Linked DNA regions of Homo sapiens: region 2 is linked to region 1. Evidence: chromatin contacts called from ENCODE Hi-C data. All regions are on one chromosome and are shown on one strand. The core of a region is the stretch at or near the end of the contact, and the rest is flanking DNA. Distances in the headings are between cores, read along the strand shown. Region 1 holds the start of ADAMTS9-AS2 (ADAMTS9 antisense RNA 2). Region 2 overlaps MAGI1 (membrane associated guanylate kinase, WW and PDZ domain containing 1).

Region 1 (2,739 bases), core at 225-2,724:
AGAGCTTTCTGGAGTTTGGACTCGGTTCAGCGGCGCGTTGCCCAACGCTGCGAGGCGGCCTGGAAGTCAGTTTCCAAACTCGGAGAAAGTTACTGGAGTTGCGGTTCCCTGCAGCAAACTTGGCCACCCGGGAGCGGAGCCGCTGAGCGCAGGGCGGACCAGACTCCTTATTGGTGCGCCTTGCATCGGGGATGTGGGGCTGAGGATCCCCTGCCCAAGGCACTGGGAGTTCCTTCAGTGTGTGTTGTGGAGGGCGGTGCGTAATCTAGAGTCCCCGCTTTCTCTCAGGGCCTTTATTCACGCGCCAGGAACCCTGAGGCTGAACTGGATTGACAGGGAGCAGGTCCCGTCCCAGGAACGGAAGGGTGGGCCGAGGGCTCTGGGGGCGGGGGAGAAGGCGGAGCCTACCCCGGACGCTTTGAATTGGGGTGGAACCGAGAGTGGGGGTGCAGCGCAGTCCAACTCTGCACCCTACTGGCGGGGTGGCCGGGAGAAACGGGATAGTGGGAGACAGCCTGGAGAGGCTGTCCGGACGTGATTTCGGTTCCTCTGGGGTTTCTACTACTCACGGGTTCCAGGGAGTGGAGAGAGGGAGCCTGCGGCGCACGTTTCCCTAGGGACTGAGGCAGGGCGGGGAGGCCGCCTTCTTGCGCTGCCAAATAGCATTTAGCAGGGAATCCACGTTGGTTCCCCGACTCTCTGTCGACCCCCGCATGTGCCCTCCAGTGGATCTTACAAGGCATCTGCCCCCCACTTCTCCACGACATTTGAGGAGTCGCTGCGGTACGGTTCTGGCCCGAGCAAGGGTGGTCCTTGACTTTCCCAAGCGACGTGCGTTTCTGCCACGCGCGTGTGACGCAGAAACTTTCCCGGGTCAGTCTCTCCCAGCGCACGGCGCTGTAAGCGCAATGGGGTCGTAGGCACTGTGCCCGGTGATGCCTTTATTCTTCCCGAAGCACCCACAGCCCCTCCCTCCCTTTTCTAAGCGGGGCCTTGGATACTCACCCCCAGACACTGGGCTGCTCCATCAGTGCGCTGTCGTTCGTGGGTCTTAAAGTTCCCAAGCACATCCTTCCTTCTCTGCCTTTCAATGGAAGGATCGGGTGGAGAGCGTGGCAAGCCTGAAGACTGGGAGGGGGTAGTTCTAGCCTGCTGGGATTCAAGGAAAGGGATAAACCCCTTTAGCCCCCAGCAAAGCGCCCGGAGCCGTGGCTCCCGAAATGCGCTGTCGAGATTGTTTGGGGGTGGGCGGAGACGGCAGCTTGGCGAAGTGGGAGGGGGTGCTGCAGTGAGTCATCGCTGCCCCAGGACCTAGGGCAAGAGCTCTGGAATCCTTCTGGTCCTTGAAAGGTTAAGGCTCGGGTAGGCAGAAGCCAGCCGTCTGAGCCCAGAGCCTGGAGTGCCCCTAGATTCCAAGATAGTAACCCCCAATTCCAGGACCGTAGGGATAGGACTGCGTGTGTACGTCAAGTTTGTAAACAGCCTTTACTCCTCCTCTCTCCCCGCCTCCACACCCGCTGAAGCCTAGTGGCCCCAGCAGTTGTATAAATATTTTACTGCGCAGGACCTTCATTTTCATTGGCAGTTTTAGGTGGTAGTGCGCACGTGGTTTCTTTGGGAACTGAGGACTAGGGCTTCAGAAACGACTACCTGGACTGTGATAACCTCATTTATATTGCGTTTAATTCGCAGTCTGCCTCTTTTGGGGAAAAGGGCCCTCATACATCTTAAAGATATGCGTTCTGGTTCTTCGTATCTTCAGCCATTAATCTAGCTCCAAAACCCCTGCCCCTTTGTCTTCCTTCTGGAAGTTATCTCCTCCCAAGACTTCCCCTTACCACTTCTGCAGCAGTGGCATCAAGATGTTGCTAGTTCTCCGCCTAGGAGTCTTCCAGGAAATCTTGAAGAGTCTACCAGAGTCTACCAGATTTTGGAGTGGGCTGTGCCATCCTGCCACCCCTAGTCAGTTGTCAGTTTTTCTGAATTTCATCTGAGATGGGTCGCCCGCCTCTCCTGAACATCTCTACCCTAAATCTATCCCGCTTCACTTTTCTCCCCCTCTCTCCTTAGGACTGATGTCTAAGAAATATTACACTGGGCTTCTTCTCCAGTCTTTCTCCTCGATCGCTAACTCCATTTGGCATTTAAGACTATTTACAGTGCACTCACTCACATCCACATGTCCAGTCTCAGCTCCCAATCTTTCCTCCACAAATCCTGCATTTCAGGCCATGGGTTTTACACTGCTTTCTCTGCACCCCACCCTCAATCCTAGTCTTCATTGCCTTTGTGCCTTGGAATTTACTTGGTCTTCTCACTCATCTTCACATGCTCAAATCCTACCCTTCTTTGGAGGTGTATATAATTTATATCTCTTCTTTCCCAGAAGACCTTTTCATAGTTCCCCATGTTGATGTCATCTCTCCCCCTCCCCCTTCATAGACACTTCTGAGAGTCTCTCTTATGATGCTTAGTACGTTCTCCCTTGTATCAAGGTTCTTGGTACACATGTTCTATCCTTTTCTCCTTGGCAACAGGGTCAGCATCAACTCATTTTTCTCCTATATTGGAGCTTTGTATGTTGTATATACTTAGCATATATGTTTGAATAAATAGTCACCTTAACCAAGAAAAGATAACTCTTAGGCCCACCTTTGTGAATCAACAGTACAATTAATTTTGGCATCACATTGATATGATTTATTGAGCTCTTACTATTAATGTCTGCCTGGCACTACT
Region 2 (2,700 bases), core at 23-2,522, 1.0 Mb before region 1:
ATTTGGCAAAACTACAATGGAGGTAACCATTTCACTTATTAAAAAGAAAAAAAAAAACAAAAACCCCGGGGGGGTGGGGAGAGTTAGACAATAACAGATTCTGTTCTACAGCTCTGACAACACTTCAGCCTCTCACAATATTTTGCTGTAGAGAAAACAAAAATGAACTATTACTTTTTTCTTTTAGTGACCATTTATTCATTTGTTTATCCGTAGATCTTTCCATTCTAGGAAACATTTGTGGGTTACAGTGCTGTCCTTATCTCCTCAGTAGCATCTCTCCCTGTTCCCGCTAACTGACCCCTGATTTTGTGTCTAGTCAGCACAATTACTTGATCTCAGGCAAAGCAGGCCTGTCCCAGGTCATACGTCGTGAATCACAGTTGGTCTAAGCCAGTCTCGTCAGTCCATTCTGCCACACCAGTGACTGGTCTAGAGTTGTATATGCGACCCAGCTCTGGCCAATGAGACGTGAGGGGAAGTAGAAGAGATTCCCTTCCTTAGTAAAGATGATGGATACTCATGAAGATAGTCATTTCGCCCCTGTCTCCTGCTTCCTGCTTTAAATGAGGATATGTTGCTTGGAAAGGTAGTAGCATCTTGTGAAAATGAGGTGACAGGCTTGGGGAAGAAAATTCACATGCTGAGAATGGTGGAAGCCATTTTTTTTTATAGCATTGTTGAAGAGCTGAAGCAACCCCAGGGATCACTTCCAGATTTTGTGAGATAAATAAGCCACTAACTGTTTAAGCTACTCTTAATGCAAAGATTCTCTTATTTGCAGCCAAAAGCATTCCTAACTGATAAACCACCTAAAAGGCAAATGATGTAATGGAGATATTCACCAATTCCACAGCAGTATATTTTGTCTCAATCTGCTCTTCATAAATATTTTCTTTTGGCCTGGAAAGAAAGACAGATGCTGAGAAATGTAATTAGACTCTTGGTATGTGTGGCCAAATTTTAATTTCTAATTGAACATGAGGCCCCAAAATGTTTAGTCACAGAAAGAAAGTAATACAGCATCTCTTATTCAATCAAGTCATTCTGAACTACTTATATAACCAAAGGTCAGTGGTAGCAGGATTGTATTACATGGTGATTTTAATGTTCTGCCTTTTGTTGCTAACGGCTTGTTTTAAAATCTAGTTCAGTTTCCTGCTTAGATTGCAGTGCTGTATTTGCAGTAGACAAATTCAGAGATTCTCTTGGGAGACTCTGGTTATGGCTGGATTCCCAGAACAGCTGAAAAGGTCAGGAAGTAGAGTTCACTTTTCATTAGCGATGGGGAGCTTCAAAGATGGGTTCCAGGGTCAGCAAACACACATTTGCTCAAGGAATTTGGCCTTGCTGGGTAGTGGTTGTAATGTTTAGTAAAGCAGGATTGGCAGTGGCTCTTCCCTGAGTTAGATTCAGTGTTGTTTCTAAACCTTTGGCTGGAAGTTAGTCCACTTAGACATTCAGATAAAACCAAATCTTAAATGACTGTATAAAATATATATGTTTTATGTTTTATATTGTCTACTGTGCATAGTATTATACCCAAAATGCTCATACATAGTGATTTCATGTGATTTTAGCCAACCTCAAACTTTGATCCTAACTGTATTGTTAGCTGAAGTCATTGAGAACTTTCAGCCAGGAAATATTTTTAAATGAATATAGTTTGTTTACCAATGTAGGTGCAGGCAACCTCAACGTATGCTTACATAATGTAATAGAGATTTTGGAGTGACCTGCTGTCAGGAATAGATAAGCAGTTTATAATTAGTGTGTTGGTCCTATATGAATATACTTGTAGATGGCTTGTTTTCTTCAGAGTGAATATCATCCCCCCCCCCCCCCCCGTTCCATTTTTTGTTAACTGCTAATTTGTAGGACAGATTTGTTTTTATTGGATAATGCAGAACACAGATTCAGACCATGCCAGGTCCAAATTTTTGCAAAACTTGATTTAATCAGATCAAAATTAGTCAGGTTTTACTGCATGTCATTCCTATTTAATCTCAAGAGTTATTAAACACAGTAAATGATCATTTTGTGAGGAGATGTCATATGAGTATTGATTAGGAATCACAGTAAAGCCTTACTATTTTAAAAAACAATTGGCTTCATTACACACTCAAGTTCTACTAGAGGAATAGTGCTTATGCAGTTAAAAAAGTTTTATCCCCAAGTTCCTTTAAGATTTTTTAAAAAAAGTGTTAAGAATAGTGGTGTCCTAGACAAAATAATTTTTTAAAAAATACGGTTTTTTCTTTGCATCATTTCTTTGGGACAGTTGTTTCTCTTCTGACAATACTGTTTGAAGGGTAAAAGTTCAGCTGTGCCACAGAACACCTGCTCTTTGCTTAGCTGAATGACTATCTAGTTTGACTTATTTCTCCAGGATTTGGAATTTTAGGCCCTGGGGTTTGAGGAAGTAACTTACCATGTTTAGGGGTGAATTACTTCTCTTCATCTTTTCAGCTTTTCTTCTTGCTGTTTCCCACACAGCAGCAGCTGTTTTTAACAACAGAAATCATGTCATAGCACTTTCCTGCTGAAAACTGCTGAGCAGCTTCCTGCAGACAAAGATCCAAATTCCATACCATGGGCTCTATGATCCCACGTGGTCTGTCTCTCTTTGCATCTCCAGCTCATCTTAGGCCACCTTCTGCGCCTCACAGGGTGCTCCAGCTCCAATCATCCTGTTCTGAG

Evidence for each region. A loop is a pair of places that touch in the nucleus more often than their neighbours do. Pooled maps may share reads with other maps.
Region 2: a loop to region 1 is called in a pooled map, with 3 times the contacts of the local background. The contact joins the enhancer-like site here to the promoter of ADAMTS9-AS2 in region 1. A Hi-C loop is called at or near these places in 4 of 50 pooled maps.

What each region holds. Positions count from the first base shown.
Region 1 is chr3:64,683,605-64,686,343 of GRCh38, reverse strand. It overlaps ADAMTS9-AS2 (ADAMTS9 antisense RNA 2), which reads right to left and starts at 1,474. Exons shown (of 6, transcript NR_038264.1): 1 at 1,006-1,474. All of the region lies in intron 2 of ADAMTS9 (ADAM metallopeptidase with thrombospondin type 1 motif 9), which reads left to right. RefSeq lists an enhancer at 776-1,277.
Region 2 is chr3:65,728,268-65,730,967 of GRCh38, reverse strand. The region is part of intron 1 of MAGI1 (membrane associated guanylate kinase, WW and PDZ domain containing 1); the gene reads left to right. It overlaps LOC107986018 (a long non-coding RNA gene), which reads left to right. Exons shown (of 2, transcript XR_001740441.2): 2 at 1-2,700. Among named protein-coding and RNA genes, the nearest start is that of MAGI1-AS1, 160 kb to the left of the region's middle. Within about 2 kb of position 1,272, at least 5 of the 41 ENCODE cell types and tissues checked have a DNase peak (open chromatin) inside an H3K27ac peak, as active enhancers do.